Linked DNA regions of Homo sapiens: region 1 is linked to region 2. A link is an interaction called in ENCODE POLR2A ChIA-PET data of the cell type or tissue named here. Cell type or tissue: PC-9. All regions are shown on one strand. Links, peaks and the distances in the headings refer to the core of each region. The heading gives the core; the rest is flanking DNA.

What was found. Peaks named below come from ENCODE experiments on the same cell type or tissue, not always from the same donor. Only the 100,000 strongest peaks of a DNase experiment are listed, where the experiment ranks them.
Region 1: POLR2A ChIA-PET joins it to region 2 with 11 read pairs; 5 of 35 experiments call an interaction of 5 or more read pairs at or near these places.

The regions. Positions count from the first base shown.
Region 1 is chr12:13,003,520-13,020,117 of GRCh38, reverse strand. All of the region lies in intron 2 of GPRC5D-AS1 (GPRC5D and HEBP1 antisense RNA 1), which reads right to left. It also overlaps the pseudogene HTR7P1. Among named protein-coding and RNA genes, the nearest start is that of HEBP1, 12 kb to the right of the region's middle. In PC-9, for the core only: no CTCF peak of the experiment used is centred there; no DNase peak of the experiment used is centred there.
Region 2 is chr12:13,216,661-13,233,258 of GRCh38, reverse strand. It overlaps EMP1 (epithelial membrane protein 1), which reads right to left. Exons shown (of 5, transcript NM_001423.3): 5 at 13,318-16,598. Among named protein-coding and RNA genes, the nearest start is that of EMP1, 28 kb to the right of the region's middle. In PC-9, for the core only: no CTCF peak of the experiment used is centred there; DNase peaks (open chromatin) are centred at 9,858 and 10,938; H3K27ac peaks cover 4,812 bases.

The DNA of each region.
Region 1 (16,598 bases), core at 6,882-14,881, 210 kb after region 2:
CTCTGACTTAACTCAAAAGTCATGCTCCGTCATTTCTGCCACCTTCTATTAGTTATATAAGTGAGTGGCTGAAGCAAGTCCAGATTCAAGGGGAAGTGGAGGTAGACCCCACCTCTCAATGGAAAGAACATCAAAGAACTTGAGGTCATCTATCACACTGAAACCTTCAAAATGCAGATTCCATCTTTTCAATTAAATACGGTGGTATAAAAGCAGAATTTCTCTATTGCCTCTTAGAAAATTATCCAAAAATAGCAAGGAGAAGGAGAAACGCAAATACAAACATAATACTTAACAGTTAAAACCTTGAACCTCAAAGTATGCAAAAGAATGCCAAAGGTAGAGAAGATTAAGCAGGGATTCAAAAAAATTCAGAGAGGGAGCAATCACTCAGGATTGTACATCTCAGAAAGAAGTGGCAAAGACATTTCACCAAGGTTAAGGGCATGCACTGAAGTACAAAATCAAAATCACTTGTTTGCACCAATGGGAGCTGGGATGCACAGGTCGATTTTTAAAAATTATGTAGGTTTAAAAGAAGAATCCCTTGATGCAGCCATATTCACTTCCTCCACATTCTCTTCCTCTTCTCCTCCTTCTCATCATCTGTCCATGGAGTATTAAGAAAAGAGACAATTTACATTGGGAACAGATTTTATCTGGTTGGGTGTGGGAAAGGCTAAATAAACTCCCATATAAACCTGAGAATTGTTTCTTAAAATTTCCATAGCTTGAAACACATTCTTGCCCCTTTTCCACATTGACTTACCATGAATCGCTGATACAGTAAACACTGTATTCATTTTAAACTAAGTATTCAAGGGCTGGGCACAGTGGCTCATGCCTGTAATCCCAGCACTTTGGGAGGCAGAGGTGGGTGGATCACTTAAGGTCAGGAGTTCGAGACCAGCTTGGCCAACATGGTAAAACCCCATCTCTACTAAAAACACAACAATTAGCCAGGCGTGATGGTGCATGCCTGTAATTCCAGCTACTTGGGAGGCTGAGGAAGGAGAATCCCTTGAACCCAGGAGGCGGAGGTTGCAGTGAGCCGAGATCACAAAACTGCACTCCAGCCTGGGTGACAGAGCAAGATTCAGTCTCAAAAAAACAAAACAAAAAAAAAACAAGTTTTCAAAATAGAACCAACACAGGAGCTGTCTAGAAATATAAGAGGAAAAAAAATCAAGAAAAGGAACAGAAAAAGAATGGGCCAAAAAACACCAGAAAAAATATCCCTATAGAGCAGGTGAAAATTTAGGCCAAATATTTTGTCATGAATTATAAAAATTTAATGAAACAATTATCACTGTAGAACAAAACTAAAAAGCAGAAATACAAAAACTCAACAGAGCTCAGTTAGAAGCAGAAATAAAAATATCAGAGAAATGAAAAAAATGAGGGAAAGAATAGACTACGGAAACTGAAAAAGAAGGCAGGAATGAGAAAAGCAAGCAGAGCTGAACAAACATGGAAATAATAGAGTAAAATGTGAATGTTATGAAGCTCTACAGTGTATAATCAGCAAAAATTGAGTGGCAACCAAGAGGGAAGGGAGAAAGTAGTAAGTAATTTGATTTCTTCATCATTTAGAGTCAGAAGTAAAAAATATAACTTAAAAATGATAAATTAATAATAAAACCGTAGTACATTTACTAGTTCAAAGGTAAACACTAGGAAGTGAGTAAAGTGGCTAAAATCTAGCAGTAGAAGAGTATTATAGTTTGAATTGTGCTCCTCCAAAAAAGATGTTGAAATCCTAACCCCCAGAGCCTATGAATGTAGCCTTATTTAGAAATAGGGTCTTTCCAGATGATTAAGCGAAGATGAGGTTATTAGGGTGGGCCCTAATCCAGTGTGACTGCCCCCTTATTAAAAAAAAAAGTGGAAATTTGGACTCAGAGACAGCCGCATACAGAGTGAAGACAATGTGAAGACACAGAGAGAATGCCATCTGCAAGCCAAGGAATACCTGAGACCACCAGAAGCTAGGAGAGTGACATGGAACAGGTCCTTCCCTCCCAGCCCTCAGGAGAAACTAACCCTGCTGACACTTTGATCTTGAACTTCTAGCCTCCAGAACTGTGAGATAATAATTTCTGTTGCTTAAACCACCCACATCTTGGTACTTTGTTACAGCACCCCTTACAAACTAACACCAGGAGGGAGGTGGAAGAACAAAGATGCTAATTTTATTGCTGCTCATTGTAGGAAATTAATTGGCCTTATCTCAAGAAATGCAGGTGAATACGGTGTTATAAATAACATAATTATAAAGGAAACCATTTGCACAAAAATACAAATGCTTTAGTGTTGGCACAGGAAACAAAAAACAAAGAGGTTATAAATTGCAAAAATAGAAAATATAACTTGAAATTTTATGACAAAAACCAAACATTTGTCTTGGAATTAATGTGAAATAGCTAAATACACTGTTTAAAAAATCTTCAAATTGGATTGCAAAGCAAAGCTCTGTTTTGGGCACACCTAAAAGAGATGTTCTATTGTCTATTGCTTTGTTCATTTAAAAATGAATCTTTAGTGGCGAGGTAGGGGCTGAGTCAAGAGGAGTATAATACCCCTGAAGATAACTCCAGTACTATATTACCTTTGAATACACATTCTCATCCATCACAAATAAATTTGGAAACTTCTCTGGTAAAGATCATATGCATATGAATGCATCTCTGCACAAGAAAAGTGTGATTTCAGATGTACAGTGCTTTATACAGCATATAGGCAGAGGTGGAATTCTTTGTCCATAGTCAAATATGTGTGCTCAAAATTCAAAAAAATTAAAAATAAAAGGATAGCAAGAGTGTGTCTGAAAAGTCTAACTGTATAAAAGCTGGGGATATGATCTTAATATCAGAGTTAAGAGCAAAAAACATTAACAAGATTTTTAAAGCACTTTATAATGATAAAGGATGTAATGCATAATAAAGATATGAGTTACATGTATCTGTGCACCAAATCACATAGCATCAAAAAGTGATAAAAAACAAACGTTTAGGTGATACAGGGAGAAGCAGGCAGTCTGGGACTCCTTAACCTCTTTTTCCACCCATGAAAGATAAGGTAGATTATTCCATCCTCCACACATTTATCTCTAAAACCCTCCAGAGTTGCTTAAGATTACAACCTAAAGAGAGTATCTGCACTACATGTGAAATGGTATAGTGTTATTTGAAGATAGATTAGTCAAAAATTCATACTGAAACTAAGGAAAATACTTAAAAAAATTTTAAGAAATATAATTGATAAACTAAGAAAGCAGATAAAATAAAATCATACAAAATGCTCAGTTGAAACCAGAGAAGGCAGAAAGAGAAGCCTCTGGCAATAAATAGAAAATAGCTGCAAACAGTTGATATTCATCCAACTATATCAGTAACTATACCGATTAAAAGACAGAGGCTGAGCACAGCGGCTAACGCCTGTAATTCCAGCACTTTGGGAGGGCAAAGTAGGCAGACTGCCTGAGCCCAGGAGTTCAAGACCACCTGGGCAACATGGCAAAACCCCATCTCTACAAAAAATAAACAAAATTAGCCAGGCATGGTGGCATGTGTCTGTAGTCTCAGCTTACTCAGGAGGCTGAGGTGAGAGGATCACTTTAGCCCAGGAGGTTAAGGCTGCAGTAAGCAGTGATCATGCCACTGCGCTCCAGCACTCCAGTCTGGGTGACAGAGCAAGACCCTGTCTCAAAAAAAAAAAAAAAAAAAGACACTGTCAGAATGAATAAGGAAAGCAAGACTATACATTATCTACAAGAAAACCATTCTTATTATAAAGACAGATAGATTAAAAATAAAGGAATGGAAAAAGAAAGAAAGAGAGATAAAAATAGAGATGGATAAACCGTTCTAACACTAATCAAAAGAATACTGGGGGAGCCATATTAATTTCAGACAAACAGACTTCAGAATGAGGAAAATCTTCTGGGATTGAGAGGCACTCTGTAATGACAAAGGGGTCAATTCTCCAAGAAGACATAACAATCCCAAATGTGCCCAAGTCCAAGCTGAATGGAGAAACAGACAAATCCACTATTTATAGTTAGAAACTTCAACAACTTTTTGTTAGTAATTGATAAATCAAGCAGGCAGAAAATCAGTAAGGATATAGTTGACCTGAGCAGCACTATCAATCACTTCATCTAATTAACATTATAGATTATTCCATTCGACAACAGCAGAATACACGTTATTCTTAAGCCCACACAGGACATTCATCAAGATAAACCACATTCTGGGCCATAAGATACACCTTAGCAAATTTAGAAGAATAGAAATCATACAAAGGAATTTATCAGACCACAATGGGATTAAAATAGAAATCAGTAACAGAAAGATAGCTAGGAAATCCCCCTAATATTTGGAAATTAAACAACACACTTCTAACTAACACATGGCTCAAAGAATAAGGCTCAAGAGAAACTCAAAGATATTTTTGTTTTTTCATTTGTTTATTTTAAAAGGTATATTTTGATTATTTTAAAGCACTTTCTTATAGCCATTAATCAGAAAATATTATGAGCTGGGTTTGGTGGCTCATGCCTGTTATCCCAGCACTTTGGAAGGCTGAGGCGGGTGGATCACCCGAGGTCAGGAGTTCGAGGCTAGCCTGGCCAACATGGTGAAACCCCGTCTCTACTAAAAATACAAAAAATTAGCCAGGTGTGGTGGCACGTGCCTGTAGTCCCAGCTACTCAGGAGGCTGAGACAGGAGAATCGCTTGAACCCAGGAGGCGAAGGCTGCAGTGAGCCGAGATCGCGCCACTGCACTCCAGCCTGGGTGAGACAGAGTGAGACTCCGTCTCAAAAGAAGAAAGAAAATATTATTACGAATACCCATAATTGCATGTTAAATTGGTAATTTTGTTGTGCATTTTATATATTTAAAATAAAATGCTTTCCAAATAGAGATTCTCCCAATAGGCATTACTATCTGAACTCTTCCCTGGAATTCTCTCTCACCTTTCCCTGCTAACCTAAAACCTGTTCCATTTTCTTGGTTCACAACCTCCGTTGTTTCCACAACTTCGGCCTCACATTGCTCTCTGCATTTTTCTCTAAGCACGGGTAGTCAGCAAATATGTCAGTTTTTAAGTTATGCAGGCTCAACAACTTATCTTTTATGGGAAGTTTATAATATCTTGAACTAAATGAAAATGGAAATACAACTTATCAAAATTTGTGAGGTGCAGCAAAAATAGTGATTAAAGGGAAATTTAGTGCATGTGTTAGAAAAACAGAAAGATGTAAAACCAATAAGCTTCCACCTAAGAAACTAGAGCAAGAAAGACAATGGAGGAACAGAAGAAATAAAAATTACAACAGAAATCAATGAAGTTGAGCACAGAAAAACAATAGAGGGAATCAACAAAACCAAAGACTGGTTCTTTGGAAAGAACAATAAAATTGATAAACCTTTACCCAAACTACCCAAGAAAAAAAGAGGAGACACAAATTACCAATGTCAGAAATAAAAGAAGGGTTATCACTACTGATCACACAGATATTAAAAGGAGAAAAGAAGAATACTATAAACAACTCTATGCCAATAAATTTGACAATTTAGATGAAATGGACCAATTCCTTGAGAGACACAAACTACCAAAATTCACACAAGGATAAATAATCTGAATAGCTTTAGCTCTATTAAATAAGTTGAATCAATAATTAATAGCCTTCCAAGAAAGAAATCTGAAGGCCCAGATGTTTTCACTGGTGAGTTTGCCAACCTATACTGAAAATAATTTAGCAATATCTATCAAAATTTTAAATGTACATATCCTTTGGCTCAGGAAAATTTTCTTCAGGTATATTTATACATGTGGGATATGATATATTTCGGAGGTTATTCACTGCAATATTGTTCCTATTATCAAAGGATTGAAAACAATGTGAACCTCCATTGATAGGCTCCTTGTTAAGTATTTACGGCACATCCATACATGAAAATCCATACCACTGGGAAAAACGTGAATCATTACTCATATATCACTATGGCATGATTTCCAAAATACATTGGCACATGACAACAAAAGAACAATTTACAGAAACCATAAGTATAGTACATTATCATTTGTGTAATGAGAAAGTAGAGAAAAAAAATATATGCATGTATTTGTATGTCTATGCACAAAAAAACTCTGGAAAAATATATATGAAAGTAATATAACAATGCATACTTTTAGGCTGGGCGTGGTGACTCCACCTGTAATCCCAGCACTTTGGGAGGCTGAGGCAGGTGGTTTCTTAAGATCAAGAGTTTGAGACCAGCCTGGCCAACATGGTGAAACCCGTCTCTACTAAAAATACAAAAATTAGCTGGGTATGGTGGCATGCACCTGTAATCCCAGCTACTTGGGAGGCTAAGGCTCAAAAATCACTTGAACCCGGGAGGCGGAGGTTGCAGTGAGCCGAGATCGTGCCACTGCACTCCAGGCCTGAGTGGAGGAGTGTGACCCTGTCTCAAAAAAAAAAAAAAAAAAAAATGCAACAATGCATACTTCTAAGAAAGGGGAAAGGGTAGCTGAGAAACAGAGTCTAGGAGAAAAATTCTTTATTTCATATCCTTTAGTATATTTTGAATTTTTGAAATCTATATTTTACTTAAAAAAATGAAAAATTTTAAAAGTTACCAGTTTCCCTGCTTACCCGTCCCAGAGATTCTGATTTGGGGCCAAGGAATCTGCATGATTAACAGGCTCTCCAAGTGATACAGCAGATGCAAGAAGCACACTGAGAAACACTGACCCACATCATAGGTCCACATGTGAGAGTAATATAAGAGAAGAATCACAAAGAATTGAGGATTTAGGAGGGAAAAAAGAAAATGTAAGGATGAAGAGAGCCAAAGACAACATCCAGGTGCTGATCCCAAGAGTGGGAAACTTACAACATTGTCCTAAATAAGATGGAAGGGGAATTTTCCAAAATAAAGGACAATACACCCATTTAGATGTCATTGGAGACTGGTTCCTCTTACTGTTCTAGATACAATTTTAATGTGGATTATGTCATCAAAAAGAAATAGCTGACATTAGGCTGAGTGTGGTAGCTCACGTCTGTAATCCCAGCACTTTGGGAGGCTCAGGCAGGTCGATCACCTGAGGTCAGGAGTTTGAGACCAGCCTGGACAATATGATGAAACCCTGTCTCTACTAAAAATACAAAAATTAGCCAGGGGTGGTCGTGAGCACCTATAATCCCAGCTACTCAGGAGGCTGAGGCAGGAGAATCACTTGAACCCTGGGGGGCGGAAGCTACTTCACTCCAGCCTGGGCAAAAGAGCAAAACTCTGGCAAAAAAAAGGAAAGAAATGGCTGACATTACAATTGTTTTGGACATGTCAACAAAGTTCCTCTCCTTTGATTCCTCTTTTTCTCTAAAATTGCTGATTATGATCAACCTCTAAGTTTCAAATAAGCATATCTTATACTTTTTTCCTCTTTGTGCTTTCTCTCTCTTTCTCCTCCCAACCTCTTTTAAGCATATCTCCCTTCTTAAAAAGTTGTACTGGTAGTAGGATGGAATGATAGACACTAATGCACCCACAGTCTCTCTAATAACTGGGTTCATGCTGCCGACCTTCCTCCTAGAGTCTTCTCCTATCCCACACCAACCCACCCCATCCCATCCCATTCATTCAACAAATATATATTGAGAGCTTATGTTTCTGACACTATTCTAGGTACTGAAGATAGAGTTGTGATCCAGAAGATCTCTCCTCTTATGACATGTACAGTTTAGTGGGAAGAAAAAGACAAAAAGGAAAAGAAGCATAGAAATGAATTAATTATTTTCAGATAATGATAAGCACTCTAGGGAGAGGAGACACTTTAGGTTGGGGAGTCGAGGAAGCTCTCTCTGAAAAGGGGATTTGAGACCCGAATGATGAAAAGAAGCCATTCAAGTCAATTTCTGGGAGAAGAAATTCTAAGCAAAGAAACAGTGAATACCTACACCCTGATCTAGAACATACTTGTATTCTTAAGGAATACCAAGGAGATCAATGCAGCTACGGTATAGGAAACTAGGAGAAGGATACTTAATATATTAGGTTAAAGAAGTAGGCTGTGTGTATGTGTGTGTGTGTCACAGCTTATCTCTACACCATTTGATAGTAGGTCCGCTTATCCCCTTAATACCCCTGTGTGTATTTCTTAAGAACAAGGATATTCTCTTACACAACCACAATATAGTTATCAATGTCAGGAACTTTAATATTGATATAATACTTTTATCTAATCTACAGTCTGTATGCTAACTTAATCAATTTAATTCTACTAATGTTCTTTAGAGTATTTTTTCTTGGCACAGGGTCCAGCCCATAATCACAGATGACATTTACTTGTAGTGTCTCTCTAGTCTCGTTTAATTTGAATCAATTCTTTAGCCTTTTCTTGTCTTTTAAGACATTGACATTTTAAAAGAATATAGATTAGTAATTTTATGATATTGAAATAGTTGCTTCAATTTGGATTTTTCATCATTCTTCTCCTTTTTTAGGTTAAGATTCACTTACAGAGCACTTACTATGTGCCAGGCCCTGTTCTAAGTGCTTTGCAATTATTAATCCTCATAACAAGCCTCTGAGGTACACATTATCATTATTTCCATTTTTCAGATGACAGCCCTGAGGCAAAGAGAGAGTAAATAAGTCGCCCAAGGTCACCCGACTTGTAAGCAGGGATTTGAACCGAGGCAGCCTGGTTCTGGAGCCCTTGCCTGTAACCTTCTTCCTTCTCAGTAAACTCCAGCCACACTGGCCTCCTTGCTTTCTTCAACATGCCAGGTATTCTCCCACCTCAGGGCCTTTGCACGTGCCTTTCCGACTGACTTGAAAACTTCTCCCCTAGCTATCTTCTCAGTGATGCCCTCACTTTTTGGGGAGTCTCTGTTGAAATGTCACCACCCTATCTAAAGTGGCCCACACTGACATACGTTGGCCTTCAACACACACCACCTGACCTATTACATATTTATGAATGTGTTTATTTACTGCCTGTCTCCCACGCCGAAATGTAAACTCCAGTAAAGCAGGGGTTTTCGTCTGTTTTGTTCACTGCTACAGTTTAGAACCCCGTAGACTACCTGGGAACTTGGGTAGGTAGTAAATAAACAGTGGTGAATAAATTTAACACAAATCAGTAAATTTAAATCTATAAATTATTTATAAATTTAAACAAATCAGACATTTAGAAATGTTGAACATTAAAGAAGATGACTTTTCATTTTATAATTTAGAAAGAAAGATGAAAGGAAACAATTTCTTAGTGAGTAAATATTGCTGGTACCCTATGTTCTGATGGGAGACAGAAGAAAAAGCATGCCACTGTGGGCAGGGAGTGCTTCAGGGTGGGCCCACCCTGAAGAGGGGAGCATGCCCACAGTCAGACACCCTGGGAGGAGCCCTGTCCTGGATGAGAAATGCTGGTGGAAGCACAGGCAACAAAAGCAAAATAGGCAAATGGGATTATATCAAACTAAAAAGCTTCTGCAGGGCAAACAATTAACAGAGTGAAGAGACAGCCTACAAAAGAGGGGAAAATACTTGCAAACTATACATCTGATAAGGGGTTAATACCAAAAAATGTATAAAGAACTCAAATAACTCAATAGCAATACAACAAATAATCTTATTTTTAAAATATGGCTGAGCGCAGTCGCTCACGCCTAAAATCTCCGCACTTTGGGAGGCTAAGGTGGGCAGATCACTTGAGGCCCGGAGTTCGAGATCAGCCTGGCTAACATGGTGAAACCTGTCTGTACTCAAAATACAAAAATTAGCCAGGCATGGTGGCGCATGCCTGTAATCCCAGCTACTCAAGTGGCTGAGGCAGGAAAATCACTTGAACCCAGGAGGTGGAGGTTGCAGTGAGCCGAGATTGTGCCACTGCACTCCAGCCTGGGTGACACAGCGAGACTGTCTCAAAAAATGAAAATAAATAAAAAATTTTAAAAAAATTTACAGGCAGGCCAGGCGCAGTAGCTCACGCCTGTAATCCCAGCATTTTGGGAGGCCAAGGCGGGCAGAACACCTGAGGTCAAGAGTTCAAGGCCAGCCTGGCCAACGTGGTGAAACCCTGTCTCTACTAAAAATACAAAAATTAGCCGGGCATGATGGTATGCACCTGTAATTCCAGATACTCGGAGGCTGAGGCAGGAGAATCACTTGAACCCGGGAGGCGGAAGTTACAGTGAACTGAGATCACACCACTGCACTCCAGCCTGGGCAACAGAGCGAGACTCGGTATCAAAAAAAAAAAAAAAATAGACAAAGGACCTGACCTGACTAGACATTTCTCGAAAGAAGACACAAATGGCCAACAGGTTTATGAAAAAGGCTCAACATCACTAATCATCAGAGCAATGCCAGTTAAAACCACAGTGAGATGTCACCTCCTACGTCATAGAAAGGTTATTATCAAAAAGACAAAAAAGACAACCAGTGTTGGCAAGGATGTGGAGAAAGGAACCCTTGCACACCACTGGTGGGAATGTAAATTAGTACAGCATTAATTTCCATCCTTTGTGTATTTGGAAAATAGTATGGAGGTTCCTCATGGAATTAAAATTAGAACTACCATGTGATCCAACAATCCCACTTCTGGGTATACATTCGAAGAAAATGAAATCAGTGTTGAAGAGATATCAGCACATCCATGTTCATTGCAGCACTATTCATAGTACTTGACTTGAATCAAAGCTATTGGCTTTGCTTAATGAACAGTACTTCAAGTAGGCAAGATATGAAATCAACCTAAGTGTTCATCAACAGATGAATGGATAAAGAAAATGTAGTATATATACACAATGGAATCCTATTAAGCCATAAAAAAGTAAGAAAATCCTCTCATGTGCAACAACAGGGATGAAAATGGAGGATACTATGTCATGTGAAATAAGCCAGGCCCAGAAAAATAAATACTGCATGATCTCACTCATGTGGACACTAACTTGATCTCATAGAAGTAGAGAGTAGAACGGTGGTTAGCAGGGGCTAGGGCAGTTGGGAGGGGTGGGTATTGGGATCATGTTTGTTAAATGATACAAAATTTCATTTAGAAAGGAGAAGTTCGAGAGATCTATTGTACAACATGGACACTATAGTTATAACAAAATATTCTTGAAAACTGCTGAAAGAGTGGATGTTAAGCTTTCTCACCACAAAAATGATAACTATGAGGGAATGAATACATGAAGTAGCTAGATTTAGTCATCCACAATGTGTATATACTTCAAAACATCATGCTGTACATGATAAATATATACAATTTTGAATGTCACTTAAAAATAAAATATAGGAATGCAAAAATTTAAAAAGCTGACTGGGGGCCGGGCGCAGTGGCTCACGCCTGTAATCCCAGCACTTTGGGAGGCCGAGGCAGGTGGATCATGAGGCCAGGAGATCAAGATCATCCTGGCCAATGTGATGAAACCCCATCTCTACTAAAATACAAAAAATTAGCCATGCATGGTGGCACGCGCCTGTAATCCCAGCTACTCGGGGGGCTGAGGCAGGGGAATCGCTTGAACCTGGGAGGCGGAGGTTGCAGTGAGCCAAGATCACGCCACTGCACTCCAGCCTGGGCGACAGAGCCACATTCTCTCTCAAAAAAAAAAAAAAAAAAAAGAAAAAAAGAAAAAAAGCTGACTGGAAAGGCAGTCTTTGTGCAGACTGCACAAAGGAGAGAGGGGGCAATGTGGAGGAAATACCCCTTCTCTGTGAGCCTTATACTCTTGGGCCAGGACTCAGAAGAGTCTCAGGTGCACCAGAAAATACTACTGCTAAACTGAGGCAGAAACACTAATTATTTAGCCACCATATGTAAAAATCTTAATGGAATAGATCCTCATTACCTTGAGAATAAATTCCAGCCTACTTTATTACATGCAACTGTGTGTTGATGCCTTATTGCCAAATATTATTTGATTTGCCCATGTCTTACCTATAAGGAAAGAATGGTGGTAGCTGTTCTCTCCTGCTTCCTGTTCCATCATTCTCATAACCTATTTCACAGAGAAAATGAAAGCCTTCTGACAGGAGCTCCCATAACTTGCCACCTCCAACCTCCGTAAGTACATAGGCAGACACCCACCTTTTCCTCCCTCTCTCCTCCTATGATGGGAGAGATGTCTAACCACCCATGTTCTTATTCATATCTGATTTTGTTTTTTGTTTTTTGGGTTTTTTTTTTTTAGACAGAGTCTTACTCTGTTGCCCAGGCTGAAGTGCAGTGATGCAATCTGGGCTCACTGCAACCTCCGCCTCCTGAGTTCAAGCAATTATCATGCCTCAGCCTCCTGAGTAGCTGGGATTACAGGAATGAGCCACCACACTGGACTAATTTTTGTATTTTCAGTACAGACGGGGTTTCGCCATGTTGGCCAGGCTGGTCTTGAACTCCCGACCTCAGGCAATCTGACTGCCTTGGCCTCCCAAAGTGCTGTGATTACAGGCATGAGCCACTGCGCCCGGCATCTAAAATATTTTTATTTCTTTCAGAGCTGCTATCTGTCATATGATGCTATACAAGGTTACAATTTGGTATCTTATTGCTACAAAGAGTCTGTGTTTTCAGCCTTAAGATTTAATGTTAATACTGGTCAGTTGTGCCTGAATTCCAAAAGGAGGAAGGTATAATGAGGCATGATGGGACCCCCACTTCCCATCATGGCCTGAACTAGTTTTTCAGGTTTCTTTGGAATTCCATTGGCTGAGACGAGGGGTCCATTCAGTCGAGTGGGGGGCTTAGAATTTTTCTTTCAGTTTATACACACTCAACAGTATTCAATCATAATACCTAATAAATTGCAAAGGAAAATGTCTCACAGCATACCAAATTCTTCAGATAAAGAAAGACACCAAATAGCTGGGCATGGTGACTCATGCCTATTATCCCAGCACTTTGGGAGGCTGAGGCGGGCAGATCACCTGAGGTCAGGAGTTCGAGACCAGCCTGGCCAACATGGTGAAACCCTGTCTCTACTAAAAATACAAAAATTAGCTGGGTGTGCGCCTGTAATCCCAGCTACTTGGGAGGCATGCGCCTATAATCCCAGCTACTTGGGAGGCTGAGGCAGGAGAATCACTTGAACCTGGGAGGCTGAGTTTGCAGTAAGCCGAGATCGTGCCTGGGAGACAGAGCAAGATTCCATCTCAAAAAAAAAAAAAAAAAAAAGGCAAGACACCAAATAATCTGGACTTTAAAATGATGCTTCCCCACAATGCTCTTGAAGCAGCAATGTTCAGCCCTTGGTAGCAGGACAAACTTGACCACTGGTGTGGGGAGAATCTAGCCCTTAACAGTGTATACAGTGCTTTTTATTGCCTGGACTCCTTTAATCCTCCCGACAGCACTGTGAGCTGGCATTATTACCCCAGTGTTGCAGATGTAGAAAGTGAGTTCTGAGGCCAGGTGCAGTGGCTCACACCTGTAATCCCAGCACTGTGGGAGGCCGAGGTGGGAAGATCACTTGAGCCAAGGAGTTTGAGACCAACATGGGCAACATAGCAAGACCCTGTCTCTAAATTTAAAAAAAGAAAGAAAGTGAGTTCTGCAGAGGTTAGGAAATTTGCAGAAGAAATATTCATTACACTGGTAGGACAGAGCCAGATTGGAATCCCCATCTTTTGACCCGATGTTTTCTGATTCCCAAATACTTCCGCTACTTGACCATACTGAGTAATAGAGCCCATTGCACTGTATATAGTTTAGTAACTAAAATAGATGACTAGCTCTAATATCAAGAATGTTTTAAATCATTCCACACTTACTGAGCATCCTCTGTGTGTGGCTAGTGAGGGAAGTGCTAAAGAAAAATAGATCTTGCCTTTTAAAAGATTAGTTTGTTATAAAGGAGGTATGGTTGTGAGCAAAAATACTCAAGAGACCCTTACAAAGCAACCTAAGAATCTCTTATGAACTCCAAGCTGCATGCTATTTCACATTTTAATGTCTCTGGATGCATTTAAAATCAATTGAATGTCATAGTTTACTTAGTAGCATTTGTTTTTTTTCTTGGTGGCACATAAAATAACAGGGCCTGTCTTATAATCAATAGCATCTTAGAGTCAAGGAACTATGAAATAATTAAATGGCAATTTACTTTATAGCAATGAACAAATATTTGTCAAAGGGCAAATATTTTTTGTCTGGAGTTAATAAAGTTAATATCTTTTACCACAAAGCTAGAGGTCAACAGTACCACTATTATTGATTGCCACTACCTGGCTCCGGCTCAACTTCCCCTTGCTCAGGAGGAAAGCACAGCAGGCAATCCCTCAGCTCTGGTTTAGGGCAGCTGCCACAAATTAGTCTGACAATTAGGTTAACAATTTCAAATGACAATGCAACCAATGGGTAAAACATGCATAAAGAATCCTCATAAAGGCCAGGCAGGTTGGCTTAATTTAACCACTTTGGGAGGCGGATGGAGGAGGATCAACTGAGGCAGGAGTTTGAGACCAGCATGGGTAACATAGTGAGATTCCCTTCTCTGCAAAAATGTATTAAAAATTCACTGGCAGTAGTGGTGCACACCTGTAGTCCCAGGTAGTCAGGAGGCTGAGGTGGCAGGATCACTTGAGCCCAGGAGTTCTAGGCTGCAGTGAGCCATGATCGCACCACTGCTCCCCAGCCTGGGTGACAGAGCAAGATCCTCTCTCAAAAAAAGAAAAATAGGCTGGGCAAAGTGGCTCACACCTGTAATCCCAGCACTTCGACAGGCCAAGTTGGACGAATTGCTTGAGCCCAGGAGTTTGAGACCAGCCTGGGCAACATGGAGAAACCTTGTCTCTACAAAAAATAGAAAAATTAGGTGTGCACCTGCAGTCCCAGCTACTTGGGAGGCTAAGGTGGGATGAGCACTTGAGCCAGGGAGTTCGAAGCTGCAGTGAGCCAAGCTCATGCCACTGCACTCCAGCCTGGGCAACAGAGTGAGATCCTGTATCAAAAAAAAGAAAAGAGAATCCTCAAGTAGGCAGAATATTAGAACAAATGAGATGACAAGAGAGTTCAGACAGGACCACACAGTGTTCATGGACACAGTGTTTGAGGGACACTTTCAGAGAAGTCAGTTTCAAGGAGTGAGTCCAAGGGGGAAGCTGGACATTTAGAAAGTATTTGGAAAGCAGTGCCATATGTAGATGTAGATACAGGTCGGAAAAGCCAGGGTGACAGAGTACAAAGCATTATGGACGCTGACAACACAGACATGAGTTCAAATCCTCACCAAGCCACACATTAGTTGTTGCCTGGGAAAGTTACTTAATTGTTTTAAGCCTCAGTTTCCTCCTTTTTATTATTTTTAGTTTTTTCAGCTACAAATAGACTTTATTTGATGTAATGTAATAAAACATTTTCAAGTTTAACAATATGTATCTGACCATAAACAATCACTTAAATTATGAATATAAGTATACGCGGTCACATTAGCAAATCTGCAGTTCAGGAATTTGTACAAACTTTGTCTGAAAGGACAGTGCCTTCTTCCCCTTTCAGGAAAGGCAGCCCTTCCCCATGTGTGGTAAGAAGCAATGTCAATGGGAGTTGGAAGAAGTCCATAATCCATGTCGAAATTCCACTTTATCCTGAGAGGACAGCTTGCTTTATTGTAGAAAAATAATATTCTCTTTCAGTTCTCTCTTATCAAATGAAGGATTGCATTCATTTTGCCCCTTGTAGGTATAGGTACTCTTCTTTTCTCATCTACTGTCTTTCTGTCTCCTTAGCTCATACTTATTACACAGTTCGTTTAAAATATATATAGCTGCAAGGAGACATTTTCTGTTCCCTTACCTGCCCTTCATGTCTACCACTTTTTGGTGGGTAGGGGTGGGAGTCAGGGGACAGAACTGCTTTGGCACAGAGTTGATTTAAGATACAGAGAACAGGCTGGGCACAGTGGCTCACACCTGTAATCTCAGCACTTTGGGAGTCCAAGGCAGGTGGATCAACTGAGATCAGGAGTTTGAGACCAGCCTGGCCAACATGGTGAAACTCCTTCTCTACTAAAAATACGAAAATTAGCCAGGTGTGGTGGCAGGTGCCTGTAATCTCAGCTACTTGGGAGGCAGAGGCAGGAGAATTGCTTAAACCCAGGAGGCAGAGGTTGCAGTGAGCCGAGATCGCACCACTGCACTCCAGCCTGGGAGACAGGATGGGTGAGACACTGCCTCAAAATAAAAAATAAAAATAAATACAGAGAACAAATTTCTAGAAGGAACAGACTGGTGTTCTGGAGCATTTCCCAGGAGTGGTCCAGGTGACCTCCACTTCACACAATTTGGTTTAACACAATGCTGCTCAACAAGAATGAACACGTTTATGCCCCCATCTCCAGAAGCATCACAACCTTTCATGGAAAACCCATTATTCCCACACTATTTCCATATAACATACAGTTATGGACCATCCCATGGGATGGTCCATGGCCCCACTGCACCCTTGTGAAAAATGAGAGTCAAAAACATGCCAATAATCATGTTAATGACAATACAGGTGGGTACCACTCGCACTTCACTGAGATAAAAATCCTCATGGAAGGCATCCCCCTCACGTCTCAGGACCCTTCAGAGCACAA
Region 2 (16,598 bases), core at 5,663-13,662:
GCAGTGAACCATGATTGCGCCACTGCACTCCAGCCTGGGAGACAGAGTGAGACCCTGTCAGAAAGAAAGGGAAAGAAGGCGAGGGGAGGGGAGGGGAGAGGAGAGGAGGGGAGGGGAGGGGGAGGGGAGGGGAGGGGAGGGGAGGGGAGAAGGGAAGGCCAGGGTGGGCTGGGCACAGTGAGTGAGGAATGACTGGTAAAAGACGAATTGGAGGGGTGGGGCGGCCAGAGCCCAATTGGCCATGAAAGTGATTACAAGGAATTTAGATTTTTTTACAGGGAGTTATTCCAACTTAGGTCCAGACCCATACCTAACATGTTTGAGGCCCAAAACAAGAGTTTAAAGGGAAACCCTAGGCTATCTTATAAAGGTTCTTCATCCTCTGTGCCCACTATTCCAGTGTAAATGTCCCCAGAAAGACACACGAGAGCTCATGCCCATGAACACCTAGTGGGCTGCTGAATGCCAGTGAAGATTGGTTGAGCATACGAGGAGGCCAAGATATTTTCAGCTGGCAGCAGAAAGGTCAAGTGAAATGGATTGCAAGGGGGTATGTCCCCAGGACAAACTTCACCCACTGCACTTATGTCTGGAGCAGAATGTGCTGTGAGAGGTGGAGACAAGATAAGAGTCCAGCTTGACCTACTGGTGAAAGAATAGATGAGGGAAAGTATATTAGTTATCTATTGCTGTGTTACAAACTTCTCCAGACTTAGCGGTGTAAAGCAACAGTAAGTATTTCTTATCTCATACAGTTTCTATGGGTCAGGAATCCACAAGCGGCTTGGCTGAGCAGTTCATGTTTAGTATCTCTTATGAGGCTCCAGTCAAGATCTTGGCCAGGGCTGCCGTCATCTGAAGGCTTGACTGGGGCTAGAGGATCTGCTTCTAAAATGGTCCACTCACCTGGCTGGCAAGATGAATGAAGCAGGAGGCCTCTGTTACCAGAGTTCTCCACTGGGCTGCCTAGGAGTCCCCATGTGTATTAGCCTGTTTTCACGCTGCTGATAAATACATACCTGAGACTGGGAAGAAAAAGAGGTTTAATTCAACTTATAGTGCCACATGGCTGGGGAGGCCTCAGAATCATGGCAGGAGGTGAAAGGCACTTCTTACATGGAGGTGGCAAGAGAAAAATGAGAAAGAAGCACAAGCAGAAACCCCTGATAACACCATCAGATTTCGTAAGACTTATTCACTATCACAAGAATAACACGGGAAAGACCAGCCCCCATGATTCAGTTACCTCCCCCTGGGTCCCTCCCACAACAAGTGGGAATCCTGGGAGCTAAAATTCAAGTTGAGATTTGGGCGAGGACACAGACAAATCATATCACCATGGCATGGCAGCTGGCTTTCCCCAGATCAATGAGGGTGCAAGGCTGCTGTGTGTTTTATGCTCTAACCTCAGAAGTCCCTCTACAATATTCTACTGGTTACATAGGTCAGCCTTATCCAAGTGGGAAGAACTACACAAGGGCCTGATCACCAGGAAATGAGAATCCGTGTGGGTGATCGTAGAGCCTGGCTTCCACAGGAAGTAAGAACATTTATCAAGAGTACGTAATCTTACTACAATATCTCCTTTTATTCTTCCAACAACTATAGGAATTAGTTACCACCTTTCCTTATAAGAAAGACTAGGCTCAGAGAACTTCAGTAAAAGTTGCCCCAAAGTCAGTTATTACGTGGCAGAGCTAACTGTCAAACATAGATCTGACTGACTCCAAAATCACAAACTGTTAAACTACATAACGCTCTCTTCCTAGGTGAAAAGAAAAAGCATGTTGTTAGGTGAGCATTCAGGTTGAGCAGAAGAAAAGATAAGTGAAATGACCCCCAGGATTCTAGCTCTATCTGTGAATACTTGGGCAAGTTACTTAACCGTTTTGTGCTTCAATTTACTTATCTCCAACATGGGACTAATACTGGTACCTACTTAGAGAGTTGTAAGGATGAAAGGAGCTTACAGTTGCAAAGTGTTTAAAATGATGCCTGGCACATAGTATGTGTCATATGGGTATTTTTATAAATAAACCAGTCAAAATCTTGATCAATAAACCAGTAGTACTGACATCTCTCCATATTTTCATTCCCGCTCAAGTAATTCTCTAATCTGCCTTACACTTTGAAACTCTTTGTCCACATTAATCTTGATTTTTTTGTAAAGATGAGGCCTCACCACATTGCCTACGCTGGTCTTGAACTCCTGGACCCAAAGTGATCCTCCTGCCTCAGCCTCCCAAAGTGCTGGGATTACAGGCGTGAGCCACCATACCCCACATCAATCTTTATCTGAAAGTTCCAAGAAGATGGAGTTGTCTGGATTGCAGTAGGTAACAATGACCAACCATTGTAAATATCTATCATAAGCATTAGAATGGTTTTCCAGCATGTCTCTCTCCTGCCTCCATCGTGAGCCAGCAAAAAACTTGTCTTTTTCTTTTCAAGTCCCCTGTGACTTGCACAACATCCAGTTCACAAATAAATGAAGGACACACACATACGGTATTAATAATACTATTTTTGGTGATGATATAATGGCTCCCAGATGCACCAAGGGGGCTCCTGGAACATCTTTCCATAGGCGGGGCTGCTCCCCAGCATCTGGATGGGCCCTCCTCCCACTGTGGGCTCCTCCTACCAAGGAAGGGCTATTTTTAAACTTGGGTGGGTAGATGACTAGCCACCTTATTTCCAAAGGGTGGCTGAGAATACGACGGCCATGACCTTTTGGACTAGAGCAAAAATATATGCATGACAAGGGAAATCCTGTACCCTTTTCTGGCTTTGTCCTTTACCACCATCCTTCCCGGTTCCAGTTTGTTCACATTGCCTTCTTGCAAGCTAAAAAAAAAAAAAAAAAAAGGAAGAGAAGGAAGGAAGGAAGGAAAAAAGGAGGGAGGGAGGGAGGAAAGAAGGAAGGTAGGAAAGAAGGAAGGAAGGAAGGAGAAGGAAGGAAGGAAGAAGGAAAATTTTTGAATGTGTTATCCATACTTTTTATAAAAGCCCATCGTTTTTTGTTACATCAGGAAGCCTGTGAAGGGGCTGAGAGCCTTGGGAATCATAATAGCAACATAATGAAAGCAAGTCAGGATTTAGTTATTCTGCAGTAAAAACACATTTTTGCTTAATATCATTTAAAACAAAATGTCATTTTTGCAAAATGTAAGGAAGTACTACAGAGCATCAGAACAATCTTATGAGACTCCCATATAATTTTTAACTGGTTTACCTCCTTCCTAATTTACTAATGAAAAGGATTATAAAACACGACCATGTTATACCTTCTGTCCTTTTTTGAAAAGTAAAATTGAATCTCTTTTATAATAAAATCGAAAGGGTAAATTAATGACTTTCATTCCCCCTCCCCCCGCTCAAAAAAAAAAAAAAACTTTTTTGATGAAATGACCTTGATCTAACCTGTTCTGTCTATGGGCTTTAACAGCATCAAGAGTATGTCTAACAGGGCGTGAGCAGGATAGTGATATTTTGGCATAAGAGCCCTGGTGTCCCCAGTGGCTCACAGTGGGAAATCTGCCAGTCTTCAATACCTGATTTCTGTCTCAGGCAGCCTTCCTTCCTGCTGAAGAGATCTGAGACCTGCAAAGTAGAACGCTAAGTCTTTCCCTGACATCTAGTGTCAACGTGTGAAATGAAAGACTGGAAATCAGACACCCACTAGGACAAGGATTTTAATTTATTTGTTAACTGGGTTAACGAGTAGCATTCCTCAAGGTTGCCTCTTGGTCTAGTAACCCTGAGAGGTCCATCAGGGAATAGCCAGCAGATTCCCTACCTCACAGCCCCCAGACAGAAGGGGTGGAGAGGCACCTGGGAGATGAAAATGCATCACTTTTCTCATTGTACAAGATCCCTTATTGATCCAAGACTGATATCACATCCTCTGTGCTTATGTATCTCCTGGCTGAAAAAAGTCAGAAATCATTGCTTATATCTTAATAAACTGTCTTATCCCAGGTTCTCTTATTCAGAGTCCTCTCCAACCCACTCTTCTGCCTTCTCATGACCTTTTTACTCTTGATTTTTCTGGCATATGAAATTTACACAGAATGCACAATATAGGTCAACAGACGCCAATGCAAAAAAAAAAAAAAGTAGGAGACGCTTTTAACTTCTGTTTTTCAACACTTGCTAGCACCAAGACACAATGATGCACTTCCATTTTTTGGCAGAGGGGTCGTTGGGTCCTTCTCACATTTTAGTTTTTTAAGCATCTCAGCAGATGGCACCATTAATGTACAGACAGTGCTTGAATAACGTCGTCGTTTTGTTATAACATTGATGAGAAAAATAAAATATCTTCCCAGGTGGAGCCACTGTCTGTGTGGAGTTCACACACTTTCCCCATGTCTGTGTGGGTTTCCTCTGGGTACTCCACTTTCCTCCCCCATCCCAAAGCTGTGCACATTAGGTGAACTGGCTTGTCTACGTGGTGCCAGTGTGAGTGTGGGTGTGGGTGTGGGTGTGGGTGTGAGCGCATCCTGTGGTGGGATGGTGTCTTGTCCGAGTTCACCTTGTGTCCTGAGCTGCTGCAGGAGGCTCCAGCAATCCAAAACTGAACTGAACTGAAATAATTGGGTAATTAATTATCTTATTTTTATTAATCTTTCTTAATTGTCTGTATAGCTTATATTTATTTCAACGTTTAAGAAGTGTTTTGGTCTTTATTTAGAAGTTTGGTAGTGCTTTTGTGGCTTGAAATAGGCCACAGGACCTTAACTCTTATTTATCTCAATTAGCGTGTGATCAAATTGGCTTTGTTGTATGTGGTTACACTTGAAGTTGCAGTTTCCAAGAACCTATTGGTGACTGGGCACGGTGGGAACTCCAGGTACTCTGGAGGCTGAGGCAGGAGGATCCCTTGAGCCCAGGAGTTCAAGACCAGCCTGGGTAACATAGTGAGACTCTTTCTTAAATTAAAAAAGAGAAAAACCTCGATAACATTAAGTGAGGACTTCATGTAATCAATATTTAATAGTATTTGATAAAGTGTCTTTGCTCTGAAAAAGCATTGGTTTTTTCAGAGCATACCAATACCATACCAATACCATACTGTCAAAAATGTCCAGAATCAGTGGCTTCTGTACTGCAGGGACTGTAGGAAATTAGAATTTTCCAAGAAAATTGGGGGTGGGGTGGGTGTAGGGCACCTTCCTGAGAATGAGAATCATCAACATCAAGGGAAGGATGAAAGCCTACGGTGGTCAGTTCATGCCTTTCTCCAGGCAGCCCACTGAAATCATTCCAGAATGGTTGAAATTCTGCTGTGATGATGCGTCTCCTTAGATTACAGGGCACTTCATCAATAACCCATAACAGACCTATAATAATACAACAACGTTCCTTGCCAATAAATTCCCACTCTATACCCTCTCTTCCCAATATTTCAGTGTAAGCCCATTTCTCCTTCAGTAGAACCTAGGATTCTTTTATCCTTTCATTGGTCTAATGTAATGTTACTCAGTGTCTATGAACCAGGCAACGTGTCTGGTTCTGGGAAAACAGAGGAGACAAAAGTCCTAGAACAAGCACTCAAGTTACTTACAGTCAAAGGAGGTGTGCTTGGTGTTGATTGGATTATGTCTCAGAAGTCTGTGTGATCTGGCTCTAAGTCACAGCCCCTCAAACCATCAAACCATCATTTATTTGCCTGAAAGCCCTGAAGTCTTATAAGGTTCTCCTGGTTGCCCTCTTCCTCCCCTCTGCCTTTCAAAATAATCGTTATTACATCTGGCAGGAGGTTCTCCCCCCATCTGAGTGCTCCTCACAGGTTAGTCTGTAGGTTGGCCAGGTGAACCCGCAGTTAGCGAGCAGGGAGTAGAGAAGGGGCCGGAAGAGCCAGCTCCTCCCTCTGTGATTGCAATGCCCCTAGACCACTGGAGCAGTGTGGTGTGTATATTCTCTCTGCCATCATGACTCGAGACTCGCATCTGAACTTGTCCTAGAAAGTATCACATAGCTGTCTCAGGTAAGCAGCAACAGAAGTGCTGTCTATGTGTGTGTGATGGACAGGCTGCAAGAAGTCTCCTCCAATGCGTTTGTACATTTCTCCTGATTGCCAGCCTAATCAGCAGCTATAAAACAGGAGCACCATCTAAGAGCAGACTTCTTAGCTCAAGTTTTGGGAAATTAGTCTATTTTTTGTAACAGGGAGGGGTGGATATAAATAAGGAAAAGACTAAAAAATTAATAAACACTAAAGATCAACAACTGCCATAAAACAGCAAAAATATCCCAGAAGACTTTTTCCTTTATTATTTTTTCAGGAGTGAAATTTCAAGTTAGTATATGTAAATATCTTACTTGGTGGAACATGATGAATTTGTTTAAAAAAGAAATGACGAGAATTGTTGCTGACCTCATTGGAAGAAATGGCTTTTGTAAAATCTTTTTTATTTTTGTATTTCAAATTTGGTTGCTCTGGAATACATGTCTGTGAGCCAAATGGCACTGAGAAAGACTCTGCCCTTGAAATTTAGTATTAAGAGATTCTTAACGGTTTTTAAAGGCAGTTTAGCTCTTTTTTTTAAATTTTATTTTCATCCATTTTGTGGTCCAAAGGCTGTCCTTTGACAAAACAAACTATGTTAATCATCATTAGAAAAGTTAGAGAAAGTCAATGGTAGAGAAGAAAATTCAGACACTAATGGTGAATTACCTACCACCTTTTTAAGTGGCCTGATATTTATCACCATACATTTAGGGTATATATGGCAAAGACAGAAACTTAGACCCACAGGGAGAAAGAAAATTTATAAACAACTAAAGTTCAAACCATGCAATTGGAAAAACAGCATCTGTCCCTCTCATTGAAGGCTTCTCATAATTTACTGCAGAGTAACAGCAAGTATTGATTTCTGCCCTTCAGCTTCTTGAACTGTCATTTATCACTGTTTACCTCCCACAAACTTCGTGTCAGAAAACCACTGTTCATCAGGCTTTTTCATAACAACACATAAAGAGCTACAGAAAAAGCGGAGACTTCAACTAGCTTCATTCTGGCATCTCAATGCCTTCCTCGGCCAATCAGTGTTCAGGTTCCTCCTAGAGCCCAGTTTTCCTCTCCAGGGCCAAATAGTAGATTCTACACAGGAGATCCTGGTAGAAATTCTTTCCTTACTTCTGGCTCCATCCAAATATTTCTTTTTTTCCAGCGTTATGAGGCTTTCTAGGCTGTCTGTGAAGAGCTTCTTTGAGAAGACAATTAAACTTTCTGTGTTAAGAGAGTAGCCAAGTCTCCAATCCCTTCACTAAAAGCATTCCAGAGATGTCCCAGTTTCGTCAAAGGGCCTAGATCCATTATCATCTACAGATTAAGTCCATTCCTTGTGAAACTCATTTAATCAAATTATTTGGTAGAATCATGGTGCTAGAAAGATCTTTGAGAAATCCATTGGTAAAGCCTCAAGCTCTCAAAACATTCGACGCCCAAAATAGAGGAGAAAACAGCTGTCTTTCTAAGGAAAAATTTCAAAGAACTGGGAGAGGCTGCCTGGAGTTCCGTTTGGGGGATTTTATATGGCTGGCCCAAGCCCTGCAGGAAAAAATGTTGTGATTAATTAGTAACGATATAGGAAAGGGTAAAAGGTTGATTCTGGCCTGACTTATCCAAAACGAGGCATTTTCTCTTCTTTTAGCTTTGCTCGCAATCTTTCTCCATCATATGTTGTTTCTGTTAACCATGTCTTATAAAAACCTTGCAGAATCACGCTCTACTTTAGTCTTCTCTTCTGGAAACAGCAACAAACCTTTTTATCTTTCATCCTGGAACCTATTATCCAACCCTTTAATCATCTTGGTTGCTTGTTTCTGCAATCACTCTAATTTCTTCACATCTCTTTGAACGGTGGTGACCAACACTGAACATAGTACTCTATAACTCAGACCATAATCTGACTAATGCAGAATCTAAAGGAATGATTGCCTCTCATCTTCATATTTCTTCATATGTCCTGGTATTACATGGGGTTTTTCATAATATTCTTTGATTTACATCCATGACAGGTCACTGTTACCTGTGTTCAGACATCATTCCAGATCTCTTGCTAATGAGATTGTTCAGAGATTTCACATCAAAATAATTTGCCCAATGGAAGTCTCTGTTTTGAGGGATAGGGAAGTTTGCACAAACGTAAAAGATGTTTTTAAAAAAAGAAAAAAGACAGCCATTTTAAAACTAAAGCAGATGTTTAAAATGTTGAAAAGGGAAATTTAGTAAAAGGCCAACATTTTTGAAAAGCAAATTTTAGCAAATTAGATATTTTAAACAAGAAGTTTCATGGGATACTAAATTAAAACTCCAAGTGTGTCCCAGATCCATGCCCTGTCCTCCCATCACCCTCCCATGTCCACCCCTACAGGATCCAGGTTGGAACTAACACAAGGAGAAAGTGTGATGCTAATTTGGGGGAGCTAAAATTGGTAATAAAACAATTTAAAAGTAAAATTTAAAACAAAAGACAGCTGAATTCAAACAGATATAAGGTCAGTCCCAAGTGAGTTGACCCAGGCTGATGGAAGTGCTATGAAAAGCTTACCTAGCTAGAGGCTAAATGTGGGAAATGTGCAGCCTCCTAGAGACTTACATTTGTGGGTGCTCTGGGGAACCCCCAGGATCCCTCTGGAAAGTAACCCTTCACAAGTAACCTAAGACATCTTTAGACTAAGGAGCAAGATACTTAAATGTCCAGCCAGCTCCTTGTACTTAACATGTCTAGATCTGAGTTTATAATCTTCCCCCTCAAATTCTTCCTCCAGCTTCCCTCTTTTGTTCATGGCGTGGCCAGTTCCCCCAACTCCAGTCTGGTAAATCAGAGTAATCTTTGTTGCCTTCTCCCTGAAATCTTGCTGAATCACATGACATCTAAATCATACCTTTTGTATTATATTCATCTCTTCCATTCCCATCCCACCCACTTTGTCCAGTTCTTATTACCTCTTCCCTCAAGTACTACAGTAGCCTCCCAACTATTTCTCCACCTTCTTCACTTCTCCTGCAACCCCCTGTATAATCTGCCAAATTCATCCTTTCAGAGCACATTCCAGTTATATCATTGCTCAAAAACGTTTTAGGAATTCCCATTATCCTTCCAAATCATTGTGAAATTCCTAACCCTGAGAGTCAAGACCTTCTGCAGTAAAGCCCCCAGTCTACCTTTCCAAATGGGTCACTTGCTCCAGCCAGCTTTTCCATCGCTATGATTTCGTTGGCTGATCTTTCAACTTCCAACTTCTTTACAACTTCCAACATTTTATTCACCCTTAAAGTTCATCTTAAATGTATGCACAGCTGGATGAGGACCAGAGCCTATTCAGCTACTTTAAATAAATGCAATGCTCTAAAGCAGAGGTCATTCTGCCCAGGCCTAAGGGCTGTACTACTTAGGAAACCCATGGATGTTTTAGGAGAATTTTATGAAAAAAATATATATGTGTACACTTTTACAGAGAGGGCTTTAATCACTTTTAATGACCCTAAAAATAGTAACAGACAACCCCCAGAGGCACATTTCCTCCCTTCTCTCTCAGCATCAATGGCACTCCGCCTGCATTGGAACCACCTGTCCAATTCCCCGAAACAGTGAGTGCCACAGGGGACCGGTTCTGTCACCCGTGATGATGTGTCCCAGCACCTTCCCCAGCCCTTCTCACACAATTATATTGAACATCTGCTAATTGCCAGGCATCCTGCTAAATGCTGAAGGAAAGGAAATGAAATATGAGTTCCCTGCCCTCTTGTAGCTCATGGTCCAGTGAGAGAAGCATGCAGTTTAACCCACTATTCAAATATTCTGTGACAAATGCTCTGATGAAATACACATATGATATTATGTAAACATTGACAAAGCTCATTTCAGTAGGGCCTGGGGCATCAGGCCACCCTTTTGGAGATGAGGAATGTGCTCTGATCCTGTGAAATCAGGATGAGTTAGCCGGATACCAGGGGAAGGACCTTCAGAAAAACAAATGACATGTGGGGAAAACCCCCACAACATGGTATAAGTGTGTGTTTTAGCCCTGGGATAGAGTGGCCATGGGGGAAAAGGCAGCAATAGACAAGTTCTGAATTTTATCCTGCACAACCTGAAGGAGAAAATGAAGGATTAAAAGCAGGAGAATGGCACGCTCATATTTGCACTGCAAGAAAATCAGTTTTTGCAACAGAGTGGAAAATTAGTTGGAGCAGTGAATTCTTATGAGCCTATTCAGCTACTTTAAATAAATGCAATTAAAGGTCTAAACTAAGATCACACTGAAGGGAATGGAAAGAAAGGGAAAGAATCTAGAAATATTTGGGAATTAGAATCACCAAGATACAGTTATTAATTAAATGTGAAGAATGGGGGAGAAGGAGGAATGGTGAGTGACGCTTGGATATCTGGCCTGTAATTCTAAGTGATAGGTGGCTATTTCCTGAGATGGGGAAGTCAAAGAAAGGGAGGAGAACTTCAGGGGTTCAGTTGAATTTGTAGTTCTTACGGCCCTGGCTTCAGAAAGCTGATCTGAGTCTAGATGCAGTTTTTGGATTCATTCCAATATAGGTGATCATTCATTATAGGAATTTTAATTAAATCCCATGCAAAATACAAAGATACAATAAGCAGCAGGCAAAAAAAAAAAAAACAAAAAGGTACAGGCTAAGAGTGCCCATTGGATTGGAGAATATAAAGTGAATCTTGATCCTCAGCAGAGCTATCACTTTGGAGTGCTGAGGGCAGAAGCTGATTGGCTCCAGGGAGGCCCGAGGTGAGGGAGTGGGAAGAGAGGCCTGAGCCTTGCACCCTTAGATCAGGCGGGAGGCCTTCTCTAGGCCTGTGCTTTCCTGGCTTTGCTCCAACCCTCCTCCAGCCACACCCTCCCGGGGGCAAGAAGTCCTTGGGCTCAGGACCAAAGGAGCACACCCACCTGGAGGCCACACCCTGCTGCCAGACTGCATTTTGATTGCTCGTGCTGCCAAAGTCCCTGGCCAAATGTCCTCATGCTCATGACTAAGCCCCTCTCCCTGGGCCTGTCAAATAGAGAGTGGACTGTGTTATGGGATGGCCTATGAGATGGCCCAGGGGCAGCTGTCTGCAAGATGGGGCATGGGTGAGGGCTGTTCTCAGATGTGTGGGCCGGAGTACCCACTCATATGCACTCCGTGTCTCTCATGGTGGGAGATGGGGCAGAGGAGGAAGGGAGAAGAAAGTCAAGCTATGAGCAGAGAGCCTGACACCCACTCCCCCAGTAAGCCGACTTCTACCCCAGGACTACAAGGAGTCTGAGTTTTTTCAATTTAACCTGACCTTCTAGGTATTTCTATCAAGGTAGGACAATAGAACACTTTTATTTAATGGCTTGTTAACTTGATATTACAACTTTCAAATATGTAGATATATGGTGTGCCTCTATGTGAGCTCTTACCCTTGACCCCAGAGACAGGGCCTGGTGGAGACGGATAATAAGAGACCAAGAGGCAAAGTATTAGTATAGAGAGGAGTGATTTTTTTGTTGTTGTTTGTGTGTTTTCTTTTGCTTAAGATATGGTAAACTTAAGCATATTTTACCCACAAGACAAAATCTCCAGTAGAGATATAGGGAGAAGAAGAATAACAATAGAGCATCCTTGAAGAGCTAAGAGAGCACAGCCTTCTGGCCAGGCACGGTGGCTCACACGTGTAATCCCAGCACTTTGGGAGGGCCGAGGTGGGTGGATCACTTGAGGTCAGGAGTTGGAGACCAGCCTGGCCAACATCTCTACTAAAAATACAAAATATAAAATTGAGCCAGGTGTGGTAGCACACGCTTATAATCCCAACTACTTGGGGGGCTGAGGTAAGAGAATTGCTTGAACCCAGGAGGAGGAGGTTTCAGTGAGCAGAGATGGCGCCACTGTCCTCCAGCATGGGTGACAGAGCAAGACTCCATCTGGAAAATAAAAAAGAGCATGGAGTTCAAAACTGGTGGTAGTGGGTGTTAGCTCCAGAAATTAGGAGCCACGCACGTTCCTCTGAATTAGGAAGAGTGGTTCTGGGGAATAAGGACGTCCAGGGTAAGGTCAAGAGAATGACCGGCTGAAATGAACCTAAGCTGAGCAATGAATAATTGTCTGCATTTATCTTTTATCTGTCCTTCCAGGAGCTCTGACAAGTACTAAATACAATGAGACGTAAAGAATTTAAATTATTCTGGGGAAAGAAATTAGTAGTCAGTTCTGGTATGCCATGTTGAAGTAAATTTCATAAGTGAGTATATGGAAAGAAATCTGGAGTTCAATATCACTGCCAGAATATTGCCTTGCTTTTTTAAAACAAGGTGACTAAATGTCAGACTAATTAGTGTAATCCATTTCACCCATAAATCTAGCACTATAATTCTCAAACTTGATTTTGCAACCCTAGTAACCTCAAGAGCTACTGCAAAACTATATCCAAATACTCAAAACAGGTTTACTTTTGATTCACCTTAAAAATTATAAGGACACATGTGCTCAATGTCAGCTTTTTATAAGACAGAGGAGAAGTGGTGAAATCAAATTAAAAATAGTACGATTTCATAATGCCCAAAAGCCTGTAAATGTCTATACTAAGGAGTTGGAATCATTCAAAATTCCCAGATAAACTGAATTTAAGCATTGATACATGATATGGTTTGGCTGTTCCCCCACCCAAATCTCATCTTGAATTGTAATCCCCCAAATCCCCATGTGTTGAGGGAGGGACCCCGTGGAAGGTGATTGGATCATGAGGGTGGTTCCCTCATGCTGTTCTTGGGATAGTGGGTTCTATAAAATTTATGGTTTTATAATGCAGTTTTCCCTTCTCTTGCATGCTCTCTCTCCCCTGTCACCATGTAAGACGTACCTCTTCCCCTTTTGCCATGATTATAAGTTTCCTGAAGCCTCCCCAGCCATGCAGAACTGTGAGTCAATTAAACCTCTTTTCTTTATAAATTACCCAGTCTCGGGTATGTCTTTATAGCAGTGTGAAGACGGACTAATACAATATGCTAATGCAAGTGGGAAAACTAAGATTGATTTTGGAATGAAACATGCAGTCTCAACTTAAGAACACCCAATTTACAAAACTATATATATCCAGACAGAGTCATACTGAATGCCATGTTCTCCCACATCAATGTCAAATGCTTAGCATGGCCAGCAAAAAGCTGTTCCTTTGCTGTAATGCAACCGTGTCTTCTGAATATGGATCCATATTCACTTTCCATCTTATCCTCCATCAGACACACTCTTCTTTTCCTAAAGCATTTGCAGGGCAACAGAGGGTTCCAGGTTTCAGAATTTAAACAGTCGTATCTCATTGAAAATAAGTTTAATGATTATTAAGTTTCCAAGCTAGATTACAGAAGTCTTTTTAGCCCATATCATAAATAAAATAGTTCTGAATTTTTCGTATGGAAAAATATACTCTGAGTTCCAAGCAAACAACTTAAGAAAATTTTTAGAACTAACACATTCCTATATTGGGAAGAGCTCAAAAGTCTGTTCTTCCTCCCCATCCACTGTTGTTTAATTAATCTCTTAATATCATAAAGTCCCTCATGTGCCAAGTGTAGACAGTCATTTTTGAATCAGGGCTCACTTTGTTAGCTTTTTTGTCAATTAAACCTCTTTTCTATATAAATTACCGAGTCTCAAGTATGTCTTCATAGCAGTGTGAAAACAGACTAATACAGGAATTTGGTACCAGGAGTGGGGCATTGCTATAAAGATACTTGAAAGTGTGGAAGCACCTTTGGAACTGGGTAACGGGTAGAGGTTGGAAGAGTTTGGAGGGCTCAGAAGAAGACAGGAAGATGAAGGAAAGTTTGGAGCTTCCTGGAGACTTGTTGAATGGTTTTAACCAAAATGCTGACAGTGATGTGGACGATTAAGTCCACACTGAGGTGGTCTCAGAAGGAGATGAGGAACTTATTGGGAACTGGAGTTGCCAATAGATCAGCAGTTAACCAGAAGCTTGAGTTGAGTATGGACCTGACATATGGATAGACATATTGACATCTTATGCTAGTGTTCTGGCCCTCCCTGCCCCGACAGTGATAGAAGCATCCATCAACGCCCATCCTGACATCAGCATAAAGCACAGGTTGGAGAGATTGTAGATAAAGGCAGAGAGGCTATTATAATGCTTCTCACCTCCAGTTCCCCAGATGGAAGACAAGGAGGCCCTGGAACAAAGGAATGGCATTTGGGACAAAGTGATGTTGGCAAGTAAGAAATGCAGCAGTGGTCCAACCCACAGGAGATGCCAGACAATTGCTCATGGCATGAGATAGGGTCATGAGGAAAAGCTGAAGAACTGAAAATCTTTCTTCTTCCCTCCCTAGGCATTCATGCTCCCACCTCATCTACATCCCACAGATCCTCCATTTTCTCTAGGTATGAGATTTATTTCCAAGCTAGACTGAAAGCTGGAAGAAGATGGGACACATGTCTGCTTCATTTTCTATTTCCCCAGCATGTAGGTGCAGCACCCAGCCCCTAGTTGTTTATCAATTATAGGTCTTGATGGTCATGTCCCCAGCCTCCCGCCTCAGGAGTAGGCTTCACATGTCTCCCTTTCAGAAACAAAGCCACGTAAGACTCCAAAACCCCGCCTTCCCTTGGGCTCCACACAATCAGCATACATCTTTCCTTATCTGTTTTGTGCTCTGAAAATCGTGTCTACCTCCAAATGATACATCTTTAAAGTGAGTCACCCCTCCTCACAATCTACTCCAAAATTTCCAACAAGTTTTCTTCTTTTCATTCTTCCTCCCACCAGCCTATCCTATTCCCTTCTCTCCCCCCACAAAATCTAGCTCTTCTTTAAATACATTTAAACATTTTCGCTAGGACATTTCATCTATACAGGATATGCTATATTCTAACTATTTCTTAGTAAACATTGAAGGGAGTTTCTTCCTTTATTCAAGTATGGAACCCTGCTCAATATCCTTTTGGTCTTCATATGCCTTCTTTCAAGGCCTTTGTGAAATTTTTTTCCATGCCTGAAAGCCGGTGGGGTTTTACACAGGGACTGCGATGGCTAAATCCAAGGCAGAGTGGGATCTTTATCTATTAACCATTTGATAACTCAAGTTTATCCCTTGATGAATGAATAAGTTATCATTTGCCTTTGGGTCCCATTCTTGAGTGGTCATGGAGAGTTCTGTAGCTCACCCTCTTTATACTCATAATTTGCACAAATTTCACCTAAGAGTATTTACTTAACCACTTTAATTCAATTTGTCTCTACCTAAGACATTTAATTCAACAAATATTTTTTAAGCTTCTCTATAAAAGGGACTCTGGCAACTTTCAGACCCGCACTGTAGCACCAGCTCTCTGCTGGCCCACCCCTTGCAGACTTTGGGCTTGCCTGCCTTCAAAATCATGTGAGTCAATTCCTTAAAATAAATATATTTTTATTTATTTATATATATGTTTGCACACACACGCGAATCTTATTTTTTCTGTTTCTCTGGAGAATTCTGACTAATGCACCCCCATTCACCATCCAGGCTTTTGAGGAGAAAGATACCAATCTTAGCAGCAGAGGACACTCTGGATAGAGCTAGGAGTTTGTTGCAGAGTCTGACAAAAGTTCCCTCTGCAGAAGGGATGGAAGGATAGCCTTGGGGGTTGATTTAGGACTGGGTGTATGACATGGGGGAAAAGAAATCCCTGGGGGAGCTAAATGAGGGGAGGTGGACCCCTTATGATAGTTTATCAGAGCAATCTAAGAAATCATGTAGGCCTCTAAGAAAGCATCAAGAATCAATGCAATTTGATTAATTGACTTAAAATATGTTGAACTTTTCAGCCTCCATTGTGTATTTTTGGTGCAATACTCTGTGCAACTATTTCATCCAAGACCAGAAGGGGCTGGAAGATTGCCTGCTTCACATTAAAACCCTCCTTATTGTATTGGTGCTGACACGACACAAGGATATGCAGTCTTTATCCAGTCCTTATTGCTCACAGAAAGATACCAGTCCTTACTGCTCACAGAAAGTAGTGAAGCCTCCCTTCACTCACAGAGCCCACACAGGTATGCCCTGGTTTATGTAATGAATGGGCTGCTACAAATAGGTGTGATGCATGCCTTTGTGAATCACTTTATATTTTGAAGACACATTAGAGGAGCTGGCTATTTCAAAGAAATTTCACAAGTGCCTCATTTCTTAATGTCACAAGCATTTCTGATTTATAATCATAACCCCTTTCTAATGTATTAGCTTATGAAGTTCCATTTTTTGCCTAAGAGGTTTAATCAAAGCAAGATAAAACTATGCTTAATAATATTCAGTTACCTGAAAGAGCTATTGCAGAAATGCCTAATATATTACCAGAAAGTAGCTTAATGTCTCAAATAAATGTCAAGTTGTCCAAATCAAACTGATAGGCAGCTTAATGAGGGATAAATGTCATAATTATCCATATTTCTCCACATTTTTTTTAGAAAAAAACATTCACACAATGAAGGGAATCAGAATCTGTTTTTATATCCCTAGAGTTATAAACATTTGTATCAAAATATTTACAATTATAGTATATGAAATAATCTATTAACGAAGAAGCCCAATACAGTACT